Linked DNA regions of Homo sapiens: region 2 is linked to region 1. A link is a loop called in an ENCODE intact Hi-C map of the cell type or tissue named here. Cell type or tissue: A673. All regions are shown on one strand. Links, peaks and the distances in the headings refer to the core of each region. The heading gives the core; the rest is flanking DNA. Region 1 overlaps LOC105370397 (a long non-coding RNA gene). Region 2 holds the start of EDDM3B (epididymal protein 3B).

Region 1 (16,002 bases), core at 4,301-12,300:
TTTCTCAGTAAGAAGGCACCAAGGACTCTAAAGTCCACTGCTGATGTTCCCACATTTAAAACAAAAGATCGATTTCTTAGAAATTTTATACTTGGTTTATCTTCCACTTTCCTTGCCCTCAAAACTAAAAGTCTTTTAGCACAGGTACCACCCCTAGAATTTCCGGTAAACCAGCACCAGCCTGAGGATCACGTTCTCATCAAAGGGTGGAAAGAAGGAAAACTCGAGCCAGCCTGGGAAGGACCCTACCTTGTGCTGCTAACCACCGAGACTGCTGTTCATACAGCGGAAAGGGGATGGACTCATCACACCCTAGTCAAGAAAGCACCACCCCCTCCAGAGTCGTGGGCCATAGTCCCAGAGGAAAACCCTACCAAACTAAAGCTAAGAAAAATTTAACTCTCTTTCATCTATTCTATTACTCTTTCTTCTTTCCTCACTCTATTGCTGACCATCTAGTTATTAACATAACCAAGTCAATTTCGCCTCAAGCTATTGCATTAGATGCTTGCCTTGTTATACCCTGTGGGGATTGGCCAAGTCAAAGACAGCTCTGTACTTCAGAAAAGTACCTCTGTCCCTCCTGACTCTCCTCAGACTGGGCATTAGTGAACTGGGACCATTTAATCTGGGGAGATTTTGATAAAGACCCCAATGTCAACCAGGAGTCTTGCCCCCCGATGTAGAGCTTTTATGCCGTAGTTGGTCCAACGTTCTGTGGACCACTAAAGAGCAAGGATAGACTGTCCCAACTGGTTTTTGTAATTTCCTAAAACCATACATTCGTTTTACTAGAGGGACAGCCCTGCCACCCAACTGTCAGGTAAACCAGTGCCATCCTCTACAGGTTATTATCTCAAACCCTCAAAGTTCTTCCACTTTTCTAAGCTGGTTCCCTTCTTTAAGTCAGTTTTATGGTATGGGGGCTGAGGTTTCAGGGACAGACCCTACTGGATTCTTTGCAATGTGTTTCTTTGATCCCCCACCACCTGCACCTTCCTCTAAGCCTTCTTCCAAACCCTCTCACAGTGGAACAATTGCTCCTCCTCCATCTAATGACAAGACCAAGATAGCTATCATAGAAGTTAAAGACTTAAAACAAACTGGCAATTAAGACGGGATACCAAGATGCAAATGCCTGGTTGGAATGGATCAAATATTCCATCTGCACGTTAAACAAAAGCAATTGTTATGCTTGTGTGCACGGCAGGCCAGAGGCCCAGATTGTCCCCTTTCCACTAGGGTGGTCCTCCAGTCAACCAGGCATGGGCTGCATGGTAGCTCTTTTCCAGGATTCTACAGCCTGGAGTAACAAGTCATGCCATGCTCTCTCTCTCTGCTATATCCTGAAGTCTGGCACCCTGTGGGTCAGCCCCCGAGGGCCATCCCCTCGGGGATGTTGGGAGTGTTTCATCTCCCAACACTAAGTTCACTTAGTGTCTCTCATGACAGGGAGGAAACTTAGCGTTCCTTGGAGACCTGAAGGGATGCAGTGAGTTTAAGACTTTCCAAGAGCTTACAAATCAGTCAGCCTTTGTTCATCCCTTAGCGGATGTGTGGTGGTATTGTGGACCTTTACCGGAAGCTCTGCCAAATAACTGGAGTGGCACTTGTGCTTTAGTACAATTGGCTATCCTTTTCACCCTGGCATTTCATCAATCGGAGGAAGGAAAAATAAGACATTGTAAAGCAAGAGAAGCCACTTACGGGTCTTTCGACTCACATCTATTTAAATGCAATTGGAATCCCATGGGGAATACCAGATCAATTTAAAACCTGAAATCAAAGAGCTGCAGGATTTGAGTCAATATTTTGGTGGGGGACAATTAATAAAAATGTAGATTGGATAAACTACATCTACTACAACCAACAGCAATTTATTAACTACACTAGAGTTGCTGTTAAAGGAATAGCTGAGCAATTAGAGGCTACTAGCCAGATGGCTTGGGAAAATAGGATAGCCTTAGACATATTAGCAGAATGAAGAGGAATTTGCATCATGATTAAAACTCAATGTTGTACCTTCATCCCAAACAACACCGCCCCTGATGGAAGTACAACAAAGGCATTGCAAGGTCTGACTGCTGTGTCCAATGAGTTAGCCAACAACTCAGGGGTAAATGACCCCTTTATAGGAGGGCTAGAAAAGTGGTTCAGTAAATGGAAAAGGATAATAGCCTCAATTCTTACTTCCCTCACAGCCGTAATGGGTGTACTTATTCTTGTCGGGTGCTGTGTCACACCATGCATCCATGGGTTGGTGCAGAGGCTCATAAAAATGGCACTCACTAAAACCTCCCTTAACTATCCTCCACCTTATCCAGAGAAGCTTCTTCCTTTGGAAAATCAAGCAAAACAACTAAGCCGAGACATGTTAAAGAATTTTGAAGAGAAAAAACTGTAAGGAAATATAAGAGGAGGGGTTGTTAGATATGAGTTCTAAATTTCTCTTCAAAGAATCAGTATGTCAGTATGTTCGTATGTTCAATTCTTTGCCTTCTACTTTTAACTTCCTCGTAAAGCAACCTTTTTCGATTACCTGCTCCACCCTGACTCATTCCAATTACCTGCTCCACCCTGACTCATTCCGATTACTTCCTCTGCCATAACCATTTTCCCCACCAAACCACTCACCCTGTCACTCTCTTTAAATTAGCCAGTCGGAATTAGTTTAGCCTGTGCGTTCTAACCCTAGCCAATAGAGGAACGACACAGCAGCAGGGGCCACATGCGTCAGGGATAAGAACCCCTTTCCCTCCCTTGTCCAAGTGTGTGCTCACCATTGCTCCATCTGTAAGGGTGCACCCTTCTATAGAAGTACATTGCCTTGCTGAGAATTAAAAAGAACATTTTATATTCGAGTGCTATTTCTTTTGTGGCACCAAAACTTTATTTATAACTAGGGGTTTCACCATGTTGGCCAGGCTGGTCTCAAACTCCTGACCTCAAGTGTTCTGCCCGCCTTGGCCTCCCAAAGTGCCGGGATTACACACGTAAGCCACTGTACCTGGCTGGCATTGGTAGTTTTTAAGAGCTTCCAAAAAGATTTATCGAAAAGTCTCATCAAGTTATAAGTAGCAGAGCTGGGGAAAAAACACACTTTTTTTCCCTGACCTTTTATATTACCTGAGCTATATTTATTACACCACTTCTCTGTTTTTGAAAATTCACCTTTCTACAGTAGCAGTCATTAATTGTTGCCTTTTTATTGGAGAGCTAGGCTTCTCATTTATTCTTTTTCAGATGATATTGTACACATCATGACACCTTTCTGAAACCACCTTTGCAAAATTATGACCGAGACAGTGAAACAGATCTAACCTAACTAACTCTATCTTGCTTTTAAGCTTTAAGCTGTCCTTGTTCATTCCCGGGGTAGGCTGAACTAACTTTGGGAGAAACTTGCTTTATGGTTTGTAGTTTAAAACAAAGACAATAACAACCCTTTCCTAAAGCAGACCTCCTTCTTGCCTGGGGACTAGATTCACTTTGTAGGACTAACATTAGCCACAATATTAGAAATTATGGTTTAGGAGTCATGCAGCTGGAGGCTACAAGATTCTGACCCTCCCTAAACTCCTCCTAAGATCAGTGCTTGAGATATTTTGCTGACCCTGCACTTGATGGATCAGCTGGCACCACCCAGATTGATAAACTGGCTCATCTGATCTTGTGTCCCCCACCCAGGAACTGACTCAGTGCAAGAGGACAGCTTCAGTTCCCTATGGTCTTGTTTCCTAACTGACCAGTCAGCACTCCTGGCTCACTGGCTTCCCCCCACCCACCAAGTTGTCAGTAAAAACTCTGCTTCCCTGAATGCTTGGGGAGACTGATTTGAGTAATAATAAAACTCCGGTCTCCCACACAGCCGGCTCTGTGTGAATTACTCTTCCTCCATTGCAATTCCCCTGTCTTGATAAACTGGCTCTGTCTAGGCTGTGGGCAAGGTGAAACCACTGGGTAGTTACATTCCTCCTTCATGAAAAACACATTCCATTTCTTCCACAACCACCTTTTGATTCTGCACCATGTCTAATATTTTTTGTATAGTATTTTCTTTGTTTCTAGTCAGTTAATCTTCTGTGACTCCGTAGCCTTCTACAATGAGACATTAATTTACTTGACATGTATTAATTGGAGACCAACTGTATACATGGCACATGATCAGGAGATATGTGTGAATAAAACACCCTTTCTGTTCTTGAAAACAGTGTAATTTGGGAGACTGAGAAGAAAGAATTCCCACTGAATGTGAGACATGGTATAATAAAGTGTGAAATGCTGTGGAATCACAGATAAAAGAGCAGGCAAGGGCACGCTATTGTTTGACACAGAAGAAAAAATGGTCTCTTGCTCTCCTATTAGAAGTGAAATACCTTTTTTTTTTTTGAGACAGAGTCTTGCTCTTGTTGCCCAGGCTGGAGTGCAACAGCACGATCTCAGCTCACTGCAACCTCCACCTCCCTGTTTCAAGCGATTCTCCTGCCTCAGCCTCCCTGGACCTGGGATTACAGGCTCCCGCCACCATGCCTGGCTAATTTTTGTATTTTTAGTAGAGACGGGGTTTTGCCATATTGGCCGGGCTGGTCTCAAACTCCTGACCTCGTGATCTGCCCGCCTCGGCCTCTCAAAGTGCTGGTATTACAGGCGTGAGCCACCTCGCTGAAATACCACTTTTATAGAAGGCAATTGACATTATCTAAAGCCTTATCAAAAGTCCATGTTCTCTAAACACATCTAGGAATATATGCCAAGGAAGTAATTGGGCAAGGTGTAGTGGATGCGGTGGTGCATGTCCCAGTTCCCCCACTTCAGGAACACGGCACTCATTCCCTCCACTGACTAGTGATGGTGATGAACAGCTAGCTCTCAGCTGAGTCTCTTTCTCTCTGGGAATAGCCCTTTGTGTTGACAGAGGAGAAAAGAAAAAACCCAGTCAGGCAGGCAGTTAGGGTGGGTCCTTGGTTTAATCCTTTCAAACAAAACAACAGCCTGCAGGCACAGATACAGGAATTTGCATAGGGGCTTGCCTAAGACACGCCCACAAACATGAGAAGGGCGACCCAGGTGACTTGCTTAGACATGCCTGCAATGGAAAATTCCGTCCCCTGACACACGTGCAATAAGGGGCCCGCACGCACATTAGGAAGACACGGTGGGGCTACGACACATTCACCCCTTATGCAAAGGAGACTCCCAGCCCTCATGGGTTTTCTATAAAAGCCTTTGCATTCAACTGTAGAAACAACAGTCCTCTTCCAGGTCCCCTCTCTGCAGCGGAGAGCTTTCTTCTTTCGCTTATTAAACTTTCACTCCAACCTCACCCTTGGTGTCCAGGATCCTTAACTTTCTTGGTCATGAGACAAAGAACTTAGGATGATGCCTTGGGCAGCGAGAGACTACTACATTGTGGTGCATTGGCAAGAGTGTAACAGTGGCAGAGAACCATCCTGCTAAAAGTGAAGCCTCCTCCCCAAGGGCAGTCAACATCTAATAAATGGTAACGGGATATAAAGGCTTGGTCCCTTTACCTTAATTCAGAACAACTCTGAAGGTCAATCTAGCTCTAAAGAAAGCTAGAATACCTGTGGGATTGGCCAAGGCCTTTGTTGTGACTGCATCAAAATCCTACCTCTTCTGCCCGATAATGCTTCCTTCACTCCCTCTGCAGATATTGCCCCAAGATTGCTGTGCAGTAAACTTTTTTTTTTTTTTTTTTTTTTTTTGAGACGGAGTCTCGCTCTGTCGCCTAGGCTGGAGTGCAGTGGAGCGATCTCGGCTCACTGCAAGCTCCACCTCTCGGGTTCACGCCATTCTCCCTCCTGTCTCAGCCTCCTGAGTAGCTGGGACTACAGCCACCCGCCACCACGCCCGGCTAATTTTTTTGTATTTTTAGTAGAGATGGGGTTTCACCGTGTTAGCCAGGATGGTCTCCATCTCCTGACCTGGTGATCCGCCCGCCTCAGCCTCCCAAAGTGCTGGGATCACCGGCATGAGCCACCGCGCCCGGCCTGCAGTAAACATCTTAAATGCACATCTTAATCTCAGTGTTTATTTTTGTAGAGAATCTGCCCTATGACACAAGAGTATAAATGCAGACATAGAAGAGTTTTTATTGAAGGCAGTGTACATGTAACAAGTTGTAAATCTTATAAATGTCCCCAAATACAGAATTTGTTTAATGAATTATGATATATCCATAACATGAAATACTATAGAGCCATTTAGAGTAATATAGATATATGTTGACTTGGAATATATAGGATGGAATTTTTTGTGTGTGTGTGTGACAAGGTCTTACTCTCTCGCCCAGGCTGGAATGCAGTGGTTTGATCATGGCTCACTGCAGCTTCACCCTTTTGGGTTCCAGCCATCCTCCCACCTCAGCCTCCTGAGTAGTTGGGACCACTAATTTAATTTTTTTTTTTTTTTAAGTAGAGACAAGGTCTCACTATACTGCGCAGGCAGGTCTTGAGTAGCTGGGACCACAGGTGTGAGCCACCATGCCCGGCTAATTTTTTAAATTTTTAGTAGGGACGAGGTCTCCCTCTATTGGCCAGGCTGGTCTCGAACTCCTGGGCTCCAGCAATCCACTTGCTTCCGTCTCCCAAAATGTTGGGATTACCGGCGTGAGCCACCAAGCCCAGCCTAGGATATGTTTTTAAATAAACTTAAAAAAATTGAAATATACACACAGAAAAAACATAATTACATAGCTCAATAAGTTAGCTCAAAGCAAACAGATCTGTGTTCACCACTATCCAGGTTAAGAAATTACATATTACTAGGACCCCAGATGCATTTGAAGAGAAAAAGCAGAATCTGAAGCAGTGTTACAGTACTTCATATTTTATAAAATCTTACACATAGACAAAAGTGTGGAGAATTACACCCTAAAATGTTAATAATGTTGTAGGTGATGAAAATACAAGTAGTATATTTCTATTAATTTAGCAGGAATTAAAAAAGATACAAAAGATACAAAATTATCTTTTTCAATATTCCATATCTAGGTCACTTGGTAACTTAGAGAAATATATACTGCAACTTCCTAATGAATATTTATTAACTGCTGACTTGTTCCCAAAATTCATTAATTAGCACCCTCTAATTCTGTATTGTAAGCTCCATTACTGGATTTATCTGTAATTTTGGGGTCTCTGTTAATACTATATTCCTGAAGCTTTCTATTTAACTCAGTGAATTGATGATGGAACCACAGACAGACCAAAGTTGCTTTTTCCTACTATAGAAATCAACATAGAATGAATTTATACATTAAATTACAGCACTTACTCTTCATGCTGCCTTAGCTTTACAATAAAAGCTTTAAATTCCTGTAAGTGTGAATACACTGTGGCATTTAGTTTCTTCATAGAAAGATAAAACTTTGTGAATTGTATTTAGTGTGAACATACACAAAATCCATACTGGGGTAAAAATCCATTTTTTTGCTGGTCTTTCACAGGAATTTAGGAGTATGGGGGAAGGGGTATAGGTGAGAACTTTGTCTCTTTCTGTGTATCTGTGTTTCTGCACTAAGGTGTGGGGTTTGTTTTTTCAGTTAGACCAAAGGCAATTGATGAATACACTCACAAAAGTAACTCTGGCTCTGTGAGAAGCATAAAAGTCTTAAGAAACTAGATTTCCTATTAAGATCCAACCTTTCTTCCTTAGAGATATTGAGGGGAAGATCTTTAGAAGGAGATAACATTAAAAAACAGACGGGCCAGGCGTGGTGGCTTACTCCTGTAATCCCACCCAGCACTTTGGGAGGCCAAGACAGGCAGATCACCTGAGGTCAGGAGTTGAAAACCAGCCTGGCCAACATGGTGAAACCCTGTCTCTACCAAAAATACAAAAATTAGCTGGGTGTGATGGCAGGCACTTGTAATCCCAGTTACTTGGGAGGCTGAGGCAGGAGAATCTCTTGAACCTGGGAGGCAGAGGTTGCAGTGAGCTGAGATTGTGGCACTGCACTTCAGCCTGGGCGACAGAGTGAGACTCCGTCTCAAAAGAAAAACAATAACAACAACAAAAAACAAACAAAACTCAATGTTTTAACTGGGAGCCATCTTAGAGATTGTTGTTCTTTACTCTTTAGGGGATAATACTAAGACACAGGGAGGTCACAAGACTTGACCTCAGTCACCAAGTGACCTACTGGCAAAGGCATCAAGACCCAGCTTGTGGAGGGGGCTGGGTTATGTGTGGGGCTTGTAGAAAACAAATCCCACACCTTAGTGCAGAAACACAGATACCCACACTTTTCCTCACATGTGTATGTGCTAAGTAGGATACCCGCTTCTGCTCACATAAAACAACCAGAGCTCTGCTGAGGTCTGCTTTTTAGCATCTGTATGAGAGATATAAATAGGTAAAAGAAAAAGAAAAATAGGAAGTAGAGTTGAGTTTGGGGCAGAACCAGAATGGCAGAGAGAGGTTGAAGATTGGCCCTTCTCCATTTTTTGGGATCTTTCTCTCTCGTCTCTCTCTCCTTCTCTCTCTCTCTCTGTCTCTCTGGGTGTCTCTCTCTGTCTCTCTTTCTGGCTATCTCTCTGTCTGTCTCTCTCTGTCTCTTTCTCTCTCTCTCCTGCAAGGAGCTGCTCTCCTCTCTCCTTTCTTCCGTTTGGACCTCTGTGAGGTGTGTGTGTGTGTGTGTGTGTGTGTTTCTGTCTCTCTCTCTCTCTCTCTCTCTCTCTCTCTCTCTCTCTTGCAAGAAGCTGCTCTCCTCTGTCCTTTCCTCTGTTTGGACCTCTTTCTCTGTGTGTGTGTGTGTCTGTCTGTCTTTCTGTCTCTATCTCTCTGTGTCTCGCTCTTTTTCTCTCTCTCTCAAAAAAAAAAAAAAAAAAAAAAAAAGATTGGCTGTTCTGGAGAAGTGACAACTGTCAGGCCTCTAAGCCCAAGCTAAACCATCATATGCCCTGTGACCTGCACGTATACATCCAGATGGCCTGAAACAACTGAAGATCCACAAAAGAAGTGAAAATAGCCTTAACTGATGACATTCCACCATTGTGATTTGTTTCTGCCCCACCCTAACTGATAGATGTACTTTGTAATCTCCCCCACCCTTAAGAAGGTATTCTTTTCAAGGTCCTGTTTCACTTGCCTCCATAGCCATTGTGGATATTGACGGCCAGGCTGCTAAACCTCTTAAAACTCCCCAACTCTGGTGCCAACTTGGACAACATTCTTTTATGCACTCCTTTTAAGTTATCCCCACCTGCCCACCTCCCTTATTATGTCGAGACTTTTTAACTAAATTATCTGCTTCCCTGACTATTCCTGGGCTACAGCCACACCTCATTGCCACCCTTTTCCCCAGTTCAAAGCCTCCTTCGCATCCTTCCCCTTGTATCTCTCCACCTTAATCCACAAGTATGGGATACCTCTACTCCCTCCTTGGCAACCGATCATGCACCCCTTGTCATCCCATTAAAACCTAATCACCCTTACCCTGCTCAACACCAGTATCCCATCCCACAGCAGGCTTTAAAAGGATTAAAGCCTGTTATCAGTTGCTTGTTACAGCATGGCCTTTTATACAGGTTAGTTCAGGATTTGCACCTTATCAACCAAATTGTCTTGCCTATCCACCCCGTGGTGCCAAACCCATATACTCTCCTACCCTCAATACCTCCCAGCCTCACAGGCCCATTCTATTCTGTCGTTGTTTCATAACCCCTTCCATGTAGGTTACAAGCCACTAGCCCGCCTCTTAGAACCTCTCATTTCCTTTCCATTGTGGAAATCTATCCTCAAGGAAATCACTTCTCAGTGTTCCATCTTCTATTCTACTACTCCTCAGGGATTATTCAGGCCCCCTCCCTTCCCTACACACCAAGCTCGGGGATTTGCCCCTGCCCAGGACTGGCAAATTGACTTTACTCACATGCCCCGAGTCAGGAAACTAGAAAACCTCTTGGTCTGGGTAGACACTTTCACTGGATGGGTAGAGACCTTTCCCACAGGGTCTGAGAAGGCCACCGCAGTCATTTCTTCCCTTCTGTCAGACACAATTCCTCGGTTTGGCCTTCCCACCTCTATACAGTCCGATAACGGACCAGCCTTTATTAGTCAAATCACCCAAGCAGTTTCTCAGGCTCTTGGTATTCAGTGGAAACTTCATAACCCTTACCATCCTCAATCTTCAGGAAAGGTAGAACGGACTAATGGTCTTTTCAAAACACACCTCGCCAAGCTCAGCCTCCAACTTAGCAAAAAGGACTCTGTCAAAAATAGAGCCCAAAAATTCACCAACCAAACAAGTAATTACACTGAACCTCCTTGGACACTCTCTAATTGGACGTCCTGGGTCCTCCCAATTCTTAGTCCTTTAATACCTGTTTTTCTCCTTCTCTTATTCAGACCTTGTGTCTTTTGTTTGGTTTCTCAATTCATACAAAACCGCAACCAGGCCATCACCAATAATTCTATACAACAAATGCTCCTTCTAACAACCCCACAATATCACCCCTTACCCCAAAATCTTTCTTCAGTTAAATCTCTCCCGCTGTAGGTTCCCACACCACCCCTAGTTCCGCTCGACGCAGCCCTGAGAAACATCGCCCATTATCTCTCCATACCACCCCCCAAAATTTTTGCCGCCCCAACACTTCACCACTAGTTTGTTTTGTTTTTCTTATTAATATAAGAAGACAGGAATGTCAGGCCTCTGAGCCCAAGCTAAGCCATCATACCCCCGTGACCTACAGGTATACATCCAGGTGGCCTGAAGCAACTGAAGATCCACAAAAGAAGTGAAAATAGCCTTAACTGATGGCATTCCACCATTGTGATTTGTCTCTGCCCCACCCTGACTGATCAATGTACTTTGTAACCTCCCCACCCTTAAGAAGGTTCTTTGTAATCTCCCCACCCTTGAGAATGTACTTCGTGAGATCCACTCCCTGCCCTCAAAACATCGCTCCTAACTCCACCGCCTATCCCAAAACCTGTAAGAACCGATGATAATCCCATCACCCTTTGCTGACTCCTTTTTCAGACTCAGCCCACCTGCACCCAGGTGAAATAAACAGCCTTGTTGCTCACATAAAGCCTGTTGGTGGACTCCCTTCATACAGACGTGTGTGACACGAACCATGTTCAGTGGGCAGGAATTCAGCCAGATTGGATTGGAGTGATGGAAGCAGGTCAGACAATGGGTCAGAAGGCTGAATTTAGTGACAGATAACAGGCTCCATTTAAGCAAATGTGAGTCTTGTTCTCTAAATGAGATAACACTGGCCTCTCTTCACCTTGATAGACCTGATAGGCTCCCCCATCCATGTGCTTTGTCCCTTGGCAATATGTCCTCCTATGGGAAAAGAGGTACTGTCATGCCATTGTGAGAGTCCTCAAGATTAACAGAAGGAGGAGGCAGGAGATGGCAGATGTGAAAGGAAACATTGCTTTCTTTTTCTTTTTTTTTCTTTTTTTTTTTTTTTGAGATAGAGTCTCACTCTATCACCTAGGCTGGAGTGCAGTGGCATGATCTCAGATCACTGCAACCTCCACCCCCTGGGTTCAAGCAATTCTCCTGCCTCGGCCTCCCTAGAGGCTGGGATTACAGACATGTGCTCCCACGCCCGGCTTATTTTGGTATTTTTAGTAGAGACAGGGTTTCGCCATGTTGGCCAGGCTGGTCTCTAACTCCTGACCTCAAGTGATCTGCCCACCTGGGCCTCCCAAAGTGCTAGGATTACAGGCATGCACCACTGCGCCCAGCCAGAAACATTTCTAAGCAATGATTTTCCTCCAGACCTTGCTTCCTTGATGAAGCCAGCATGTGAGACCTCTTCAAAGAGAGGGAGGCTACTGCTTGGAGCAGGTGTCCTCCTAGAGGCCTCGTCCCCCTAAGAAGGCTTCCCTTCCTCCAGTGTCGCATTGGAATCAACAAATGCCCCCATGGACTGAAGAGCGGGAGGCCTGACCTGCTCACCCACACTCCAGCTGCGCCAGTGAAGGGCCCCTAATGAGACCTCAGTAGGAGTCCCCAATCCTCCAACTCCTCAGAAGGGGTCAGCAGCAAAGCCATCTGTTTTCTCCCACCACAATTCCCAGCAGGAAGAGATGTGGGGGGACTCTAGGGGAAATCCAGACCTAAAAGAAGAGATCAGTTTCACCATAAGTTCAGCCCTTTGAGTGCACATCCTGGAGGCAGTCTCCCCACTTGAAGCATACTTGCCAGCATGGTATAGTGAGAATGCTGCCACAGAGTGGGGAAGCCAGGGACCGAGGATGCTTTCCACCTCTGCTGCCAAGGTGCTGTCTGACCTTGGTCTGCCCCGGCTCTCAGTCTCCTCCAATGGGCGGAAGTTACTTTCCATTGCTTGGGTCTTTTTGTTCCTTGAGTTCAAAGGTAAATGTCCATATTTTCTTTCACGTGGGAGTCCTGGTCAAAAGTTCATACTTTGACGACCTCAGCAATAAGCTCTTAGAGGGGCTGGGGCAGGTGGGCTGTCCCTTAGGGAAGGGATGAGAGGCACTGGTGCCTGATCTAGAGGTGAATGGTGGTGTTGGGTTGAGTCAGGGATAGGAAAAGTTCTCAGAAAATGGATGAAGTCAAGAGACCACTGAACAACCCAGGCTGAAAGGGAATCAGGTCTTCTGTAATCAGGAACCAGAGATAACGAAGTCTCTATCTTTCTATAGACACCCTGGCAACATTTGATTTCCATTTTAAAAGACCAGGGCTGGTCTGTGGGGTGGGAAGGGACCTATGGAGAGTGAGGAAAACTGGTAGTGTCAGGAGGCTGGGATGGTGGCACCAGAGGAGGTGGAGGCCCCCTGTGTGTTCTGGAGACCAGATTGTTGACTGCACCTGGTGTGCTCACAGGCCAGTCAGAGCCACTGTCTGGGAAAGTAGAACCTGTGCTTGGTGGGCCTCAGCCAAGGGCTCAGGCATCAGAACCTCTTTCTCTCCCAGTTCATACTGTGGGGTGGGGGTGGGGTGGGATTGGGGGTGGGAGTGGAAGCCTAATGGACAGAGAGGTGGAGAGTCTTATAAAAGGGGAATAAACACAGGAATGATAGCCAGCACAGCCACGGTTGCCTTTTCCCCTTCAGTAATTGGTTTGTCACATGAGGCAAAACGTTGCAATGTGGACGGGAGACAGAAATTAGGAAAAACTTGCATAATGTTTCACTGGGGAGGGGGTTTCTCAGTTGAGGCCCATAAATGCTTAGTTTTGGATTGGGCTTGAGGGGCTATACTGTCTCCTAAGAGACTCTTTAGCCCATAGGATCATAAAATCTCCCAAGCTCCTGCAGTTCAAATTGACCTTTGCTCCAGTCAGGAAAACTGTGTAGATTGGGACGGGGGCAGATGTGTTTCCTGAGAGAACATGGGAGGGGTGGGCCTTCCCACAGCCTGTCTCTGAGGAGGTTCCTTGGGGCCCTGAGCCCTTGGGTGTGGTGTAGCTCTAACCGTCTAGGGCTGCCTTTGGCTTTAGGAGGATTTCAGGGATTCATTTCCAGGCACTCTGTGAAAAGGGCAAAAATGTACTTCCCTTCATATCCTCACCGAAGCCTGGCAGCAGGCCAGTCACTGGTGCGGTTTCCTGACATGACTGTGGTCTGGGGAGACCACCTTGAACTCTGAAGTTTGTCCTCCCTTCAAAAATTCAAACTTGGGACCTGGATAGCCCAGTCATGCTCAGTGACAGAGAAGTTGGCATTTTGGGAAAAGTACTAAGAAATCTGATGTCTTCACTGCAGAGTCACTTTCTAAGGAGGAGACTCAGGCTCCCAAGAACATGAGGTAGGCCAGTTGCACTCATACCTTCTGGAGCCCACCAGACTCCAGCTCCTTGTTTCTCACCTTCCTGCAATTGGATGTTTCCCCCTCACACCATTCCTTCGCACTCAGGCTTATCACAAGTTTCTGCAAAGAGATTTTGGGGAGCCAGCAGATGCTCTCCCGAAGAAAATGATTCAGCTATATCCACCCTCACTGAGTGAAGTCCTTTTAAATAGGAGCTACATTTTTTTTTTTTTTTGAGACAGTGTCGCTCTGTCACCCAGGCTGGAGTGTAGTGGTGTGATTTCGGCTCACTGCAACTTCTGCCTCCCCAGTTCAAGCGATTCTCCTGCCTCAGCCTCCTGAGTTGCTGGGATTACAGGCATGCACCACTATGCCTGGCTAATTTTTGTATTTTTGGTAGAGACGGGGGTTTCACCATGTTGGCCAGGCTGGTCTTGAACTCCTGACCTCATGATCTGCCCACCTCAGCCTCCCAAAGTGCTGGGATTACAGGCGTGAGCCACCGTGCCTGGCCCTGACTGGGTTCTAAATGATTCTGGATTCTTAAGAATAAAAGACAGACAGACAGACAGTCTCTGTATAGATGTGTGGAAGAAGCCAGACAGGGAAGGAGCTCAGGAAGGAGAGGCTGAGAACTGAAGACGAAGCACAGCTTTTCTGAAGCTGCATTCCTGCCCCTCACATACCTTCAAACGCCCTCAGACTCAGACATACTTCCTCAGACATGGCTGAGAATGAACTCTTAAATGTATCTGTCCCAAATTCTTTAATGTCTGAGGCCACTGAGAGACAGAAGAGAGAAAGAGTCCCCAGACGGAGGGAACTTAAGATGGAGGTCTCTGACTCTGCCACTTCCACTGTAGCCTCTTGCCCAGTTCTGCTCCTTGATCCATCATAGGTCAGCATTAGCCAGTAAGTGGCCTAAGCGCACACGATTCAGGGAAGAGGACTCTGCAGGCCAGAAATGAGCTTCCTACAAAAGAGGAAGAGTTGGTTGGGTGTGATGGCTCACACCTGTAATCCCAGCACTTTGGGAGGCCAAGGCGGGCGGATCGCTTGAGGTCGGGAGTTCAAGACGAGCTGGGCCAACATGGCGAAACCCCATCTCTACTAAAAAGAAAACCCCACAAAAATTAGCCAGGCATGGTGGCAGGTGCCTGTAATCTCAGCTACTCAGGAGGCTGAGGCAGGAGAATTGCTTGAACCCGGGAGGCAGACGTTTCAGTGAGCTGAGATGGGCAACAGCTGTCTCAAAAATAAAAAATAAAAAAATAAAAAATAAAGGGAATGAGTTGAGGGATGTCATCTTGGCTGTTATCCTACTTTATCTTCATGGGCATCTGGGTTGTAGGCAATGGGTGAGAGGCGTGGGACAGCACGGGCTTCGGATCTTTTTTAGCTGGTTCTTGCATTCTTTCCCCTCACTTCCTTCAACTTTCAAACACCACTCCGCTCCCTTTGTCTGCCCCCACTGTTCCGTCTTTTCCTGTTCTAATTTTCCTTTGCCTTCTCACTTTCTGGGGTTCAAAAGGAATCCCGGAATATCATCTATTGTATGTGTGTGTGCATATTGTATGTACGTGCATGCAGGGTGTGTGTGTGCTCGTACATGTGTATTTGGGGGGCTGTGCTGAGCTTTTGTAGCCAGCCTAATGATAGGACATCCTTCAGATTATCTGAGCTTTTCTTGTAAAAACGTCCTTACCCTGTACATACCCACTTCCTTATTCTTCTAAAGAGCTTGTGGAAATGAGCACAGCCACCCAAATGAGAATAAGCAAAGGCTGTTTATTCAGAGTTGGCCACAGATGGCAGGTAACCACCATCACTTGCATTTGGCAGACACTCACAGTAGGCAGGAGAGTGGGAATCTTCACAATGGAAAACAGGAAAGGCTTCAGGGATGCTCTGGTTGCAGGCTGCGGCATGCAGAAGCTGTAAGTGGGCTACTGGAAGCAGGGCATCCTATGTGTTGGATTAGGGATGCATATTGGCTTTCTCTGATTGGTCCTAATTTGGGGAAGCGGAAATAAATATTAGGGAACTTTTCAGTTATTAATCAAGTCCATAAAGAGAGACTTTCAAGCAAGGAAAAAATTAAGAAATAAAATAGGGGTAATCAAGTCCTAGCTGTTTGGGGCCAATTGCTATAGGAGTTGTTTGGCTTCCTGGATTGTTTGCTGTATATAGTGGGTTGGCTTCTCATACTTATTGCTGGAGACTACAGGTCAGAG
Region 2 (16,002 bases), core at 3,179-11,178, 50 kb after region 1:
GTCAACTGAGAAAAACAAACAGTATTGTTTCTTCTCATATGTATATTGATCCTACATGCAGAGCTACTGGTTTAATACTAGTCTCTTCTGAGTTTGGTTGGTAGAGATTGTCATCCCCAGGTGTCTGCTCCTCCCCAGGTGCACTCAAAAATTGCAAAGCTGAGGAACTGCCTTATACGCTGGCTACTAGAGTTATAGGAAAGTGTGCAGTCACTTAATAAATAATGTTGACACTTTGGTTTTTCTTTAATTGTTTCAAGGCCAGAGTCATTCCACATTGTAGGAGTCTGAAGAACACAAGGTACTTTATTGTTTAGCATTTTCCCTGGCCCATACTGCTCCAGGGAGAATTGTATGAAGTAAACATTTCTTACTTTGCATCTCACTCCTGCAATTAGCAAACAGAATTTCTCGACCTGCTTGTGAACCCTATTTTTTTTTTTTTTTTTTGAGGCTGGCTGGAGTCAGTGGCACAATCCACTTAACCTGCTTGTGAACCAATTTTTTTTTTTTTTTTTGAGGCTGGCTGGAGTGCAGTGGCGCAATCTTAGCTCAATGCAACCTCCACCTCTGGGTTCAAGCGATTCCCCTGCCTCAGCCTCCTGAATAGTTGGGACTACAAGGGCGTGCCACCATACCTGGCTAATGTTTTTCTTTGTATGTTAGTAGAGATGGAGTTTCACCATGTTGGCCAGGATGGTCTCAATCTCCTGACCTCATGATCCACCTGCTTCAGCCTACCAAAGTGCTGGAATTACAGGCATGAGCCACCGCACCTGGCCTTCCCAACACTTTTTTATCCCATTTATTTCCTCTTTCCTACAACAAAATTTAAGTCTTAAGCTCCATTCTTGAGCAGTATTGCAGTTTAAAGTCTTCCAACCACTGTCCTGTCTCTACCACGTAAAAATGGTTATTTTCAGATAAAATTATTTGTGCTAATATATTCTATTTGAGGTGTTGTCCTTAGGAAATGTAATGCTTTAGTCCATGTAATATACATTGATCTTCTTGGAAACATTTTTCTTGTTTTTTGAGATAGAGTCTCACTTTGTTGCCAGGGCTGGAGCGCAGTGGCGTGATCTCAGCTCACTGTAACCTCTGCCTCCTTGGTTCAAGTGATTCTCATGCCTCAGCCTCCCAAGTAGCTGGAATTACGAGCATGGGCCACCACTCCTGGTTAATTTTCTTATTTTTAGTAGAGACAGGGTATCACCATGTTGGCCAGGCTGGTCTCGAACTCCTGACCTCAAGTGATCTGCCTGCCTCAACCTCCCAAAGTGCTGGAATTACAGGCATGAGCCACCTCACCTGGCCCTTAGAAACATTCTTTTTTTTTTTTTTTTTTGAGACGGAGTCTCGCACTGTCACCCAGGCTGGAGTGCAATGGCGTGATCTCGACTCACTGCAACCTCTGCCTTCCGGGTTCAAGCGAGTCTCCTGCCTAAGCCTCCTGAGTAGCTGGGATTACAGGCATACGCCACCACACCCAGCTAATTTTTTGTATTTTTAGTAGAGATGGGTTTTACTATGTTAGCTAGGCTGGTCTCGAACTCCTGACCTCGTGATCTGCCCACCTTGGCCTCCCAAAGTGCTGGGATTACAGGCATGAGCCATTGCGCCTGGCAGAAACATTCTTAATGAATTGAGTCCAGTAGGGACATCTATAGGTCTGTGGTTGATAAAAGAGGAGTTCCTTTTTTTTTAATCCTAGGCAGGTATAGCTTCCGTACAAATGTCAACAAAAAGAGTCAAACTCCATAAAATATTTAAAAAGGTTTACTATGAGCCAAATATGAGTGACCATGGCCCCAAGGCACAGTCTCAGGAGGACCTGAGAACATGTGCCAAAGGTGATTGGTTTACAGTTTGGTTGTATAGTTTTTAGGGAGATATATCAGTCAATACATGTGATGTATACATTAGTTCAGTCCAGAAAGGCAGGACAACTTGAAGCAACGGCTTACAGGAATTAGTTGAATTCAAAGATGTTCTGATTGGCAATTGTTTGAAATAGTTGTTATTATTGAAAAGACCTAGACTCAATAGATAAAGGATGTCTGGGTTAAAATAAAGGGTTGTAGAGACAAGGTTCTTATTATGTAGATGAAGTCTCACAGGTGGCTACCCTTAGGGACAATAGATGGCAAACGTTCCCTATTCAGACCTTTAAAAGGTGCTAGACTCTTAGTTAATCCTTCAGGATTGGGAGGGCCTAGAAGGGGAAAGATCTGGTTATGTTAATAGAGATTCCTTACGGATGCAACTCTTCCCCACAGAAGATGGCTTTGCAGGGCCATTTTTCAAAATAAGGCAAAAAATATTTTGGGATAAAATATTTTGATTTATTTGTCATTTGATGTTATGGCAGAGTTGGGTTGGAAGGTAAGCCACATTAAATTACTTATTTTCACAGTGGTGACGTGCTTTAGTTCCACTCAGATTTTGGGGTATTGGCAGAACTGACTGGGTATAAGACATGAATTGTACAGAGTTAAATAAAACCCACCTAATAATATTTTATGGTTTTCAGAGTGTGATGCTCCAACCCCCTTAGACAGGAATTTGGGCAAGAGAGAAAAAAAGGTCAGAATTCAGTCCTCACAGATGACAGCCTGCTGTATTTTTTGTTTGTTTATTTGTTTTTGTTTTTTGAGATGCCCTGGTTCTGTCACCCAGGCTGGAGTGCAGCAGCACGATCTCAACTTACTGTAGCCTCCACCTCCTGGGTTCAAGTGATTCTCTTGCCTCAACCTCCCGAGTAGCTGAGATTACAGATATGTGCCACCACACTCGGCTCATTTTTTGTATTTTTAGTAGAGACAAGGTTTCACCATGTTGGTCAGGCTGGTCTCAAATTCCTGACCTCAAATGGTGAACTCTTGACCTCAAACTCCTAACCACCCACCTCGGCATCTCAAAGTGCTGGGATTACAAATGTGAGCCAACATGCCCAGCATGTATTTTTATTTTATAAATCCCCATCTCTAGAGTTAGGGAGATCAAATGATTGATGAGCACTTGTTATGTTTGTTTATCAAAGTCAAAATGAAAGTACTAAGCCAAATAATGAGTTGAGAAAAGAAGCAATTTTCACTGAGCACCTACTATGAGCAAGAAACCATGCTACATGTTTTACACCCAGTGAGTTCTGCCAGTGCCCCAAAATCTGAATGGAACTAAAGCATGTCACCACTGTGAAAATAAGCAATCTAACGACCCAGTTGTTGGAACTCTAAATTATTTTTAACCTTAAAGAAATGTGATTTGGGGGCCTGAGTCACATGCCAGGCCACTGTAACCAAGGCAGCTGTAACCGTGGTTTCTATGTTTATAGATTAAACCTTCTTTCTTACCTGCATTGTTCGGTGAAATGTTGTAAATTACTGAAGGGTACAGGGGAAGACTCCTTCCCTCTCCACTGTTGATCTTCATGATAGAGTAACTTCCCTCTCCTCTTAGAAAGACTTCATCGCTATCACATTAAGATGGAATGTTAAATACACTCTTTTAAATTGGAAAGGAAATGAAAAACTATAAAGAAAAGAAAAGAAGACTTGGGGGACAAACTGTAACTAATTAATTTGTTGTAACTCTTAAACCAGCTGTTATAGAAATTGTTGTAATCCTGTTAAATTCTTTTGTCTTTTTCCTACATAAGCAAGAACTTAATTTTCAGCTTTGGAACACTGACTCCATTTCTGTGGAGTCTGTGTGTTACCGAATGGCCACTCCTAGCCTTTTGCTTGAATCAACTCTTTAAAACTGGATTCTGACACTTTTGATTATTTCAAATTGATGCTGCAATCAATGCCTACATCACAACTTGTCTTGAACTAAGCACACAATCATTCATACCCTCATCATATACACAAACATATTACATACATTAGATATGCACCCATAAAATACACCTTCAATCCCTTGCACAGCATCAATCACATGCATAGTCTAGATCACACACACCCATATCAATCACACTATACTCACTCTGTGCACATAACATATATGAATGTCACACACATTGCAGTCATATAATTTATTTAGGGAAGGGAAGATTGTTCAGCTTGGGTATGTATCAAGAGAGTCAATATCAGGAAAGTCTTGGGTTAATCAAGAACAGATGCCATATGAGCTGAATGTCGACAAAAGTATAAGAGTAAATTAGGTAAATGAAGACAAAAGTGTATTCCAGGCAGAGAAACAACACAGGCAAAGTTATGGTATCAAGAAATTATGCTATTCATAACTCTAAGTATTTGGAAAACATTGACAAATAAATGCAAGAGGGGAGTGGTAGGACTATTGATGGAGGCAGGGGCTGCTACTTAGAAAGCACTGAATACTCTACCAATACCTGAGGATGTGCATAGACTTTCTAGTTGCCGATAGGTTCTACCATCTTTAGGTCTTCTATGCTATCAACATACCCGTCCATGCTACAATGGAATTCAATGTAGTTGAAGCTCCTGCTCTCTGTGTAGCTATTTTTGGAATTCTCCTGGTGACACTTGAGTACTTTGAGAGGATTCTGGACCCATACATATGCATTTCGGAAGCGATCCATCCAGTTGTCACTAGTGCATATATGCTCGATTTTGTACCATGAGATATAGATAAACATGTGAGAGCTCTTGTCTTTCAGAGCTTCATTTTCTCTCATGAGGACATCACATTTGTACTCTCTGAATTCTCGACTTGGACTTAAGTAGTGCTGTTTCATGAATTCTCTCCAAGAAACTTCTTTGCTCTGTACAAGCAGTGTGCATAGGATGCAAAGTAGGGCCAAGAGTGTGCCCCAGATCTTTAGAGACGATGCCATCTCAGTCACCGGGGCCGCCTGCGTGTCCACAGAGAAGAGAAAGAAAAGCATTATCCAGACAATGCCCAGAGAGCTGAACTCCACCTTAAAATTCCTTCCCCACCAGGCAGGCACTTGGGTGCAATTTTACTATTTGGTTCCCCGATGAGAAGATGCTAATTCTCATTAGAGAATAGAGTTTCTAAGAACTAAAAACACGCTTCAGCCTGTGTAAGCGAAACACATAATTAGAAAAAATAGATGAAGTTCATTTTGAGAATTCCAACCATCTCCTCTCATCCCTCTCTTACACCCAACCTGAGGAGCCAATCACCCTCCAGCTGGCTCCTTTTTACCAGACCAACTCTCAGGAGATCATGTGTCCAAAAGAGAATGATATTTTAAGGTTTATGTCCTTGAAGTGGAAAGGGTTGTCAGATTTTAGGGAAATGTAGAAAATGAGTAACTACTTGGGAAGTGGTTCCTAGGTAGGAAGGCTTCGATTCGCTAAAATGACAGCCTAGCCTGCAATTACTTCTTGCCTGCTTCTCCAATTACTTAATGATGCTTCTCCAATCTTGACTTCCTTATAACACTTTCTCCAAAGCCTGAGTGGAACGTATGTTCATTACTAACTACCCATATTCCTTCTCAGGGGTCATTCCCCTAATTATCACTATTACAAATGATCTTGGTTTGTCAGAGCTGCTCCTTGAAAATGTCATCATAAAATAACTCCAGTTTTGAGGTTTTTATTTGTTTATTTATTTTTGAGACAGAGTCTCACTGTGTCACCCAGGCTGGAGTGCAGTGGCACAGTCTTGGCTCACTGCAACCTTCACCTCCAGGGTTCAATAGATTCTCTGTCTCAGCCTCCCACGTAGCTGAGATTATAGGTGCCTGCCACCACACACAGCTAATTTTTGTATTTTTTTTAGTAGAGACAATGTTTCGCCATGTTGGCCAGGCTAGTATCAAAATCCTGGCCTCAAGTAATCTACCCACCTCGGTTTCCCAAAGTGCTGGGATTCTCAGGCATGAGCCACTACACCCAACCAGAATTCCAGATTTGAAATATTCCTGTAATCAATCAAGCACCAAGACTAAAAGAGCCCCCACAGTGGCTTCTGTGGTGATAGCATGGAGTGTGGGGATCTTTTTGAAAGAGTCTACCGTTTAAACTAGTGCTCTGTCCTCATTTACCATGAGAAGTGTTCCCGCCCTTACTGAATCTCTAACCTGATTCACAACTCTGAGCATTGGTGTCCTCAGATGGACTTAATAATAGCTCCCTACAGACCTGCAAGTGTCTAATGAGACGCATGTATTTGAGAGCACTTCTAATGATGTCAAATGTCCACATCAGACACAGAACAAAGGGTCGGTACTTCCTATCTGTGGAACCCTGTCCTGATGATAAAGACCTACAGAGGATAGAAGAGCAGGATGTAAGCGGTTTTAATGCATTGTGTTTGAGAAGACTGGGGGTGAAGGAAGGGAGGGGCAGGGAAAGCCTGTATCAGTGGGACTGAGGCTGACCAGAATTCACACCTTTGTTTTCCATGATTTGGATCCTTCTCCATTGTTTGCTATCTAAAAGTTCAATCAGCCTCCTTTCAGTGCTCCTGGCTGTCCCCCAAACATCCTCAGCAGAGCCCTTCTTACCCTACTCAGACTCCAAGTTCAGGTCACTGGTTGTAGTTGGGATCAGTGTGTGGATCTGAAGAGCAGAGTCTGAGTCCTCCTTTCCTCAGGGCCCTGGAAATCTGCAGCAGTGGAGAAAGGAATAGCAGGGGGAGCTGCAAGGCTCCAGCTGATTGGTAGTGGAGGTGGTGATGGGGAATAGCCTTATTATGTGAACTTGTTCCTGTATCTTCTCATCTGGAACACTTGAGTTTATTCAGACAGTGGCCTCAAGCAAAGGCTACAAACATCAAAGGCTGACTCCAGGGCACAGAAGAAGTGCAAGACCCTAGAGTGAGGTGACCCCAGAAAGGGGTTATCTGGTGCTATCAGTAGACAACGAGAGACCTGGCTTCTGCACTCAATTTCTGACAAAGTTCTGGGAAGTCCCTGGAGGGTTATGCTATGTTACACAGAAACTTCTCTGAAGAAAGCCACTTATAACATTGTGAACTGTGGGACTTTCGTTGAGAGGTGAAAGAGTATCTAGTGAAACTGGTGGCCAGATAGTTATGATTAGGTAGCCAGTATCTGAAGTTTTACTAGGCAGTTTGTTATTGTCGATGAAACGAGTCAGCTGGGTGTGGTGGCTCACGCCTGTAATCCCAGCACTTTGGGAGGCCAAGGCGGGAGGATCACCTGAGGTCAGGAGTTCAAGACCTACCTGGCCGAGGTGGTGAAACCCCATCTCTACTAAAAATACAAAAATTAGCTGGGCGTGGTGGTGGGCACCTGTAATCCCAGCTACTTGGGAGGCCGAGGCAGGTGAATCGCTTGAACCTGGGAGGCAGAGGTTGCAGTGAGCCGAGATCACGCCATTGCACTCCAGCCTGGGCAACAGGAGCAAAACACCATTTCAAAACAAAAGAAAAGAAAAAAAAAAGAGTCAAACTCTGTAAAATATTTGAAGAGATTTATTCTGAGCCAAATATGAGTGACCATGGCCTATGACACAGCTCTCAGGAGGTCCTGAGGACATGTGCCCAAGGTGGTTGGAGCACAGCTGGTTTTATACATTTTAGAGAGGCATGAAACATCAATCAAATACATTTAAGAAATACATTGGTTTGGTCCAGCAAGGCGGGACAACTCAAAGCTGATGGGGAGTGGAGGGCCTCCAGGCCATAGGTGTATTTAAACATTTTCTGGTTGACAACTAGTTTTGTCTAAAGACCTGAGATTGATAGAAAGGGAATATTCAGGTTAAAATAAAGATGGTAGAGACCAATTCTTTCGAAGTCTTATAGTGGCTGCCCTTAGAGACAATAGATGACAAATGTTTCCCTTTCAGATCTTAATTAATATCTTTAGGATTGGAAGGTCTGGAAGAAAAATATTTAGCTATGTTAATAGAGATTCTTTACAGATGCAAATTTTCCCCCACAAAGAACAGCTTTGCAGGGCAATTTCAAAATGTGGCAAAGAAACATGTTTTGGGGCAAAATACTTTTTCTTGTTTGTCTGGTAATGTTATGCCAGAGTCAGGTTGGAAAGTAAAACATGATATACAGGGTTAAATAAAACTCATCTGATGAGAATTGATGATTTGTAGGGCATGACTCCCCAGACCCCTTAGATAGGAATTTGGGCAAGATAAAAAAAATCAGAGTTTAGTCCTCATTAACAATAACCTTTGCTGACGCTGTAGTCCTTACTGCCTTAGTAAAATGTCAGGTAGCCTAGCCATAGTTTCCACAATGTTCCTATATATCACATCTGACTCTGAAGTATGCATCACAAGGTGTTGACCTAATTGTTTTTCAGGAACTCAAGACTCAGCCCTAAACTCAGCTCACTCTGGTCAAGACCACCAGCCCTTAAACTGAGTTTGTGTGAGCATCCCATGGGTGACCTTTCCATATCACATCTGGAATTTCCAGCACGTTTCATACCAACTCCCCCTAAATTGGTATATGCAACGAATATTGTTTCAGTAACAGTAACCAAAGGTTTCACTTATGGATAATGTAAGATACTTGAATGTATTTTCTTTTTCTATTTATTTATTTACTTTGGAGACAGAATCTCCCTCTGTCACCCAGGCTGGAGTGCAGTGGAGCAATCTTGGCTCACTGCAACCTCCATTTCCCAGGCTCAAGTGAATCTCCTGCCTCAGCCTCCCAAGCAGCTGGGACTACAGGTGGGCACCCCCACACCCTGGTAGTTTTTTGTATTTTTGGTGGAGGCGAGGTTTCATCATGTTGGCCAGGCTGGTCTCGAACTCCTGACCTTAAGTGATCCGCCCGTTTCGGCCTCACAAAGTGCTGAGATTACAGACGTGAGCCATTGTACCTGGTCTTGAATGTATTTTCTATCAACATCCGCAAGGCCACTCCTACCTGAGCCACCTTGGTTGAGTTTGTCACTGGACCACCTAGCTATTAGAATGTCAGAATATTCCGTTTATATCCAGAACTTTTCTTCATACTTCAGCTCCTGTCAAGCAATCATTGAATAATAGGGAATCATGTGCTGATAGACTCTGTGGGGCACGGGAGAGATATTGTTCCTATGGAACTGAACTGGGGTCTGATCGTCCAGCACAGTAAGATCAAATATCCACACCAAGGTCTGCGGCAGGAGAAAGGAGGGAGTTTATTTGCAAAGCAGCAAGCAAGGAGAACCTTGTGGCTCACACTGAAGACCTGACCTCTCTGATGACTTCAGGTAAGGGTTTTTAAAGGCGGGAAAAGGCCGGGTTCGGTGGCTGACGCCTGTAATCCCAGCACTTTGGGAGGCCGAGGCAGGCGGATCACGAGGTCAGGAGATCGAGACCATCCCGGCTAATACAGTGAAACCCCGTCTCTACTAAAAATACAAAAAAATTAGCCAGGCGTGGTGGCGGGCGCCTGCAGTCCCAGCTACTGGGGAGGCTGAGGCAGGAGAATGGCGTGAACCTGGGGGGTGGAGCTTCCAGTGAGCCGAGATTGCGCCACTGCACTCCAGCCTGGGCGACAAAGCGAAACTCCGTCTCAAAAAAATAAATAAATAATTAAATAAAGGCGGGAATAAATTTCAGGAAAGCAAAAGTTACAGGCAAAATAGTAAATTAAAATGTGGAGATTACACATTAGTTTGGCTGAATAAGGCAAGGTATTGAAGCAGGGGCTCACAGGTCATAGGTAGAGTCAAAGATCATCTGATTTGCAATTGGTTAAGGAGATGAAAGTTTGTTTAAGAATGGGGGTCAGCAGAACAGAATGTTAGCTTTGGATCATGGGTGTGACTTTCTCCAGGCCACTCGAAATAATTTAGATGAACGGTGGTGAGAGTTTAGTCCTCAGTTTCCCCCTTATCTGAGGTCTATGTGCCAGCAGATCTGTTTGTTGGGGGTCTGAGTTTCTGAAGAACTCAGGGATGTATGTTAAGATGCTATTTTTAGTTTCTATAGGGAACCAAACATCCCCTGATTCTAACTTCCCTGGTTATTGTTTTAAGCTAGCATTACCTTCTTGCTTATCTAGTTCCTCTTTTTTCTTTTCAAGGCTAGCTAAGAAATTGAAGATTTTCCTTTATTTCCATGCTGGGTTGGGGAGGGTGCCCTGCTCACCTCTAAGATAGATCCCTGCTCTGTCTTATTGCCTCAGAGCAGGTTCTATGCATCCTCCTACTCTCTAGGTCTTTTGATGATAGAGAAGAGATAAAGGAAACAATTCTGGGCATCTGGATTTGGATGACTTGAGAGGCGATTCTGAGGGAAAATCAGTCGTTTGTCATGTGCCCACACATCCAGAGCTCTTTCCAACAAGTGTGCATTATCTATTGAAGACTTAAATTCAAGTAGTGACTCAAGGAATGTAGAGAGAGGTGGGAGAGAGAAGCTACCTGAGCCAATGTTCGAAGAAGCAAGCTAAGAAAGAGCTCTAGAGCTTTTCAAGGCATCATATCTGATGATATATTCTAGTACATCAGTGAGTAATTTTGAGAATTTTTAGAAGTAATGCATTTGAAAGTAGTTTTAAAACAATAAAATGTAACCAAATGCAGGCTTGGCTGCTTGCAAAACCAATAACAAGGACAAGATGCAGTGAAAAGAAAGAAGCTTTATTCCAGAGCTAGCACTGGAGAAGTGGCCATGGCTTGTGCCTTAAAGGAACCATTTCAAACTTTAGCCTGGGGAGAGGGGCTTACAAAGGGAACTTGCAGTGGGTGGCATGCAAGGAGTGGTGCTGGGTACAGGTCCGTGCGTCTCGTTCTGGTGGCTATCTTGAGTCATGGTCCACCTGGAGCATGGGCTGGCATCATCCCCACAATGGCCGGGTTGTTGACTAACTGCTTTGAGGTAATCTCTGGAATTTTGCAGCTGGGTTTCCATGCCTGTAATCTGTCTCAAAATTAGTCCCTAGAACTTCTAAGTAAGCACATATTTAGATACAAGCCTACAGTCAGATAAATGTATGTGACGTAAGGGAGTGTACGGTGGGAAATGGCGGGGGAACAAAGACTCTTGGTATGTTTCAAAGCTATATATTAAGACTGAGGAGGGGAAAAAATTTCTGCAGTTTGCTTCAAGGTTATATCTTGAGACTAAAAAAAAGAGAGAAAAAAAGAAAAAAGTTTTAAAATGCATTTTCTTTCTTTCTTTTTTTTCTTTTTCTTTTTTTTTTTTTTGAGGCGAGTTTTTGCTCTGTTGCCCAGGTTAGAGTGCAGTGGCACGATCTTGGCTCACTACAACCTCCACCTCCTGGATTCAAGTGATTCTCCTGCCTCAGCCTCCCAAGTAGCTGGGATTACAGGTGCCCTGCCACCACGCCCGGCTAATTTTTGTATTTTTAGTAGAGATGAGGTTTCACATGTTGGTCAAGCGGGCCTTGAACTCTTGACCTCAGGTGATCCACCTGCGTAGGCCTCCCAGAGTGCAAGGATTACAGGCCTGAGCACCGTGCCTGGCCTGAAATGCATTTTTGAAGTTCAGTTACTTGGTTACAGCTCCCTACTGTCAAATCCCATCCATTTCTATGGGAAGTGGTCAATGCAGGCGATCTGGCTACTTCCTGCTGAAAAGAGGCATAATTAGGAGGTAATGGGATGGAATCTGCTTACCTGGAGTTGGAAATATTCTTGAATTCCCAGATTGACAGTGGGAACTTGCTGGAGCATTTTGGTGTGGGGAACTAAGAGCTGCTGAGAAGTCTGTCTTGCATCCCCATACAGACAGCACAATAGCAATAAAATCCATAGCAGCTGAAGAAGACACTGAGTAGAATGCCAATTAAGCGATGTATAAGTCTTCCATGCACTAGGGAGTTGACTAAAGCGTGCCATCACAAGGCCTTAGGATGAGGCATCTATGGTGGAAATATTTAAGGCCTTCATAGCTAGGGTTACACTGTGGGAATAATCTGATACACACACACACACACACACATACACGCAAGACTCAGTCTTAGTTAATGCACATGTGCCACCTTGGGCTGCAGGCAGGATATCTAAGGCCATACAGTTCTTTAAGGCTGTCTAATCTGTGAGGTTTCTTCAGGGAGAAAGGTGATGGCAGAGTGAGTGTTATTAAAGGCAGCAGCCATATGCTTAGCTACGGCCTCTACTTGTAATTTTACATCTATGGCCGCCTCCTGGGGGGTAAAACCACAAGGGTGTCCATTTCTGATGACAATATCTGGCTTTTATGCTTTCCCAATTGGCAGGGAGAGGATCCAGATGGGACAGGATATGTCCCGGTAAGGGTGCCCCCAGTTGCATCTCCTGGTTCCATTATAAGGTAAGTAATGCAACCATGAGTGCCGCAGGCCCATAGCCAACCCCACGTGGAGGGATGGGCCCCAGTATGAAGATGGGCATTATTCTGCTATCCTAGCCACATACCATCAGTTAGCTGGAGAGATTGGCTACATTGTTGAGGATGTAACCATCCCATATGGTGGGCTATGGTGTGCTTGACCCATTACTTGTATTTGTACTGCGGTCAGACATCCCATGCCATCACATACAGCATATCCCAAGGTGGGGGTACTGTTAATCTATTAATAGAATAGGCAAATAAGGTGTCTCTGAGTTTCCTGGTAGGAGGGGAACCCACTGTGGGAGGTGCTATGATCATAGAAGGGGAATGGGTATGAACTCCTATACCAGGTATATAAATGACTCCAATTGCTCAGGTTGGCGGCTTGTAAGCACCATGGCAAGCATGCAGTGCAGGAAAGGAGTAGTTCCCACAGACCCAGCAGTCTGTTTTATTTTGAAGAGAAGCCACCGTTTGTAATGCGCTAGGTCAGCGAGAGCCTCTCTCCCATAGCGTGTCCCTTCGTGCAGATGCTTAAAATTGGGTAAACTAAGGCCTCAGGGAGTAAGATCATCCTGTAACCATTCGTTTCCCAGAGAGAATTAGAATCTGTTTTATCAAACTCCAGGCCCTGGTGCATTTTTTATGTTGTTCAGTGTAATGAGGTTTGAAGTCTGATAAGTTCAAATGGGATATTAAGGCCTCCAGTGTTTTTGCTTCCCAAGCAGCCTGTTTTGCAGTCTTATTGGCTGCCTGATGGCCTTTGGTTGTTTGCAAATTTTTTTTTTAGACAGAGTTTTGCTCTTGTCGCCCAGGCTGGAGTTCAATGGTTCGATCTTGGCTCACTGCAACCTCTGCCTCCCAGGTTCAAGTGATTCTCCTGCCTCAGCCTCCTGAGTAGTTGGGATTACAGGCACCCGCCACCATGCCTGGATAATTTTTTTGGTATTTTTTAGTAGAGATGGGGTTTCACCATGTTAGCCAGGCTCATCTCGAATTCCTGACCTCAGGTGATCCACCCACCTCAGTCTTCCAAAATACTGGGATTACAGGCATGAGCCACCTGCGCCTGACCTGTTGTTTGCAAATTATCTTTCTTGTGTCCGGGGCAGTGCATAACGGAGGTGTGGGCAGGCAAGGCAACTGCTTCTAATAAGGCCAGAATTTCCACTGGGTGCTTAATGTCCTTGTCTCCTGATGTCAAGAGGCCTCTTTCTTCCCAGATGGCTCCATGAGCATGTCCTTTCATGAAAGCGTAGCTGGAATCAGTGTAAATGTTTTCTTGCTTCCCCTGGGACAGTTTAAAGCTCTGGTAAGAGCAATTAACTCAGCCCTTTGTGTGGAGATAAGGGCATGGGCTTGTATTACCCTGTTGGTGGTCACCATGACATACCCAGCTCTGTGTTGTCTATCTTCCATGAAACTGCTCCCCTAGGTTACAGTTCTCAATCTGGGGCATCCAATGGCTGGTCTGACAGGTCCTGCCTGCTGGAATAGACTGCATGAACAATTTCTAAAATGTAATACTCTAACCTGGAATCAGATTCAGTAGCTGGGAGCAGTGAGGAAGAGTTTAGAGCCTGGAGGTTTGCAAGGTGATATCTGAGTCATCCAAGAGGATGGCTTGGTATTTCCCCATTCACCCCACAGTGAGCCAGTAAACTCCCTTTTGTTCTAGCAAAGTCAACACCTGATGGGGCACAAAGAGAGTGACCTGCTGTCCCAGGGTAAACTTTTCTGCTTTCTGTAGGACTTCACAAGTGACTGCCAATGCTTGAAGGCAAGGGTCCACCCTTAGTCATTTGATTCAATTGTTTAGAAAAATAGTGTATTGGCTGTGGGGTGTCTTCAGCTTCTGGATTAGCACACCTAGACTGACCTATGCCTTGTTTCTTATAAATGTAGAGTTTGAATGGCCTTTGGGATTCTGGCAATCCCAACACTGGGGCTGATACTAGCTTTTCCTTGATGATATTAAATCTGTGTTGGCACTTGGCCGTCCAAGGCAGGGGCTCAGAGTCTAATCCCTTTAGGGTTTCATGAAGGGGCTTAGTCATCAGTCCAAAACTAGAACTCCAAATCCAACAGAAGCCAGCCATGCCTAAGAATACTTGAAGTTGTCTCCTATTTTCAGGAGCTTTGATGGCTCCTCTTGCCTTTCTTTAACCTGAATCTGAGATAAGTTTACTTTTTGTTTACAGATTTGTAAACAGACACTTTGTATCCACCCTGGGCCAGGTGGTTTAGAACTAGGATGGTGTTAGACAAACATTTTTCCTGCTTGAGGCTATCTATAAGTAAGTCATCTACATAGTATAGCAGGACTCCATCAAGTTTTGTTTTGAGATGGAGTCTCGCTCTTTCACCCATGCTGGAGTGCAGTGGCGCAATCTCAGCTCACTGCAACCTCCGCCTCCTGGGTTCAAGCGATTCTCCTGTCTCAGCCTCCCGAGTAGCTGGGATTACAGGCACACGTCACCACTCCCAGCTAATTTTTTGTATTTTTAGTAGAGACAGGTTTCACCATGTTGGCCAGGCTGGTCTTGAACTCCTGACCTTCAGTGATCTACCTGTCTTGGCCTCCCAAAGTGCTGGGATTACAGGTGTGAGGCACCGTGCCTGGTTGTTCTTGCTTTTTGAGACAAGGTGTTGCTCTGTCACCCAGGCTGGAGTACAGTGGTGTGATCATGGCTCACTGCAGCTTCAAACTCCTGGGCTCACATGACCCTCCCATCTCAACCTCCCAAGTAGTTGGGACTACAGGCATGTTCCACCATGCCAGGCAAATTTTTTGTTGTTGTTTTGAGAGAGTTTCACTCTTGTTGCCCAGGCTGGAGTGCAATGGCATGATCTCAGCTCACTGCAACCTCCGCCTCCCAGGTTCAAGTGATTCTCTTGCCTCAGCCTCCCGAGTAGCTGGGATTACAGGCACGCACCACCACACCCAGCTAATTTTGTATTTTTAGTAGAGATGGGGTTTCTCCATGTTGGTCAGGCTGGTCTCGAACTCCCAGCCTCAGGTGATCTTCCTGCCTTGGCCTCCCAAAGTGCTGGGATTATAGGCATGAGCCACTGCTCCTGGCCCAAGGCCAATTTTTAAATTATTTGTAGAGACAGGGCCTCACTATGTTGCCCAGACAGGTCTTGAACTCCTGGGCTCAAGCAATCCTAGTGCTTCAGCCTCCTGAAGTGCTGGGATTACAGGCATAAACCGCTATGGCCAGCAAGGAAGGTCACTTCGGTCTTTAGGTCATGCCATTCAAAAGTAAACAATTGTTGGGATGCAGAAAAATGCATCCTTTAGATCCAACACTGAAAACCATCTGTAGTTTCCAGGTATAGCAGTAAAATATATGGGTTAGGTACCATTGGATGAATATCCTGGACTATTTCATTAATAGCGCTCAGGTCTTAAATCGATATTCATTGGAATGTGGCTTTCTTACAGGCAGGATGGGAGTGTTATATAGGAACTTATAACGACAGGTCAGTCCATTTTCCAGAAATTTTTGTAGGATAGATTTTATCTCTTCTGAGGCTTCCTTTTTTAATGGGTGATTTTTTTTTCCAGGGCACTCCAGCCCCCTCTTTTATCTCCATGTGCACTGGCTGCATGTTTCTTGCTTTTCCTGAGACCCCCGTCTGCCCAAATGCAATATTCACTCTTTAGCAGACTTCTGGGGAAAAAGCTTTTTCCTTTTTCATCTCAGGGTGAGTGAGTAGCATCTATAGTCTCAGTGTCTGTTCTGGTGGGACCTGCAGGTATAATTGCTGTTTT

The links. Hi-C counts contacts between places; a loop is a spot of excess contacts. Peaks named below come from ENCODE experiments on the same cell type or tissue, not always from the same donor. Only the 100,000 strongest peaks of a DNase experiment are listed, where the experiment ranks them.
Region 2: it touches region 1 in a loop (3-fold over the local background); 11 of 110 quality-filtered maps call a loop at or near these places.

The regions. Positions count from the first base shown.
Region 1 is chr14:20,809,615-20,825,616 of GRCh38, reverse strand. LOC105370397 (a long non-coding RNA gene) reads right to left here. Exons shown (of 4, transcript XR_007064063.1): 4 at 15,716-15,778. Among named protein-coding and RNA genes, the nearest start is that of RNASE1, 15 kb to the right of the region's middle. RefSeq lists enhancers at 3,593-3,887, 4,833-5,127, 11,348-11,848 and a cis regulatory region at 4,698-5,281. In A673, for the core only: no CTCF peak of the experiment used is centred there; no DNase peak of the experiment used is centred there.
Region 2 is chr14:20,758,971-20,774,972 of GRCh38, reverse strand. EDDM3B (epididymal protein 3B) reads right to left here and starts at 6,569. Exons shown (of 2, transcript NM_022360.5): 1 at 6,467-6,569; 2 at 4,025-4,840. The coding sequence starts at 4,822. The coding sequence ends at 4,379. It overlaps LOC107984671 (a long non-coding RNA gene), which reads left to right. Exons shown (of 3, transcript XR_001750624.2): 2 at 12,130-12,203. RefSeq lists enhancers at 1-38, 1,756-2,518, 6,582-6,861. In A673, for the core only: no CTCF peak of the experiment used is centred there; no DNase peak of the experiment used is centred there; H3K27me3 peaks cover 492 bases.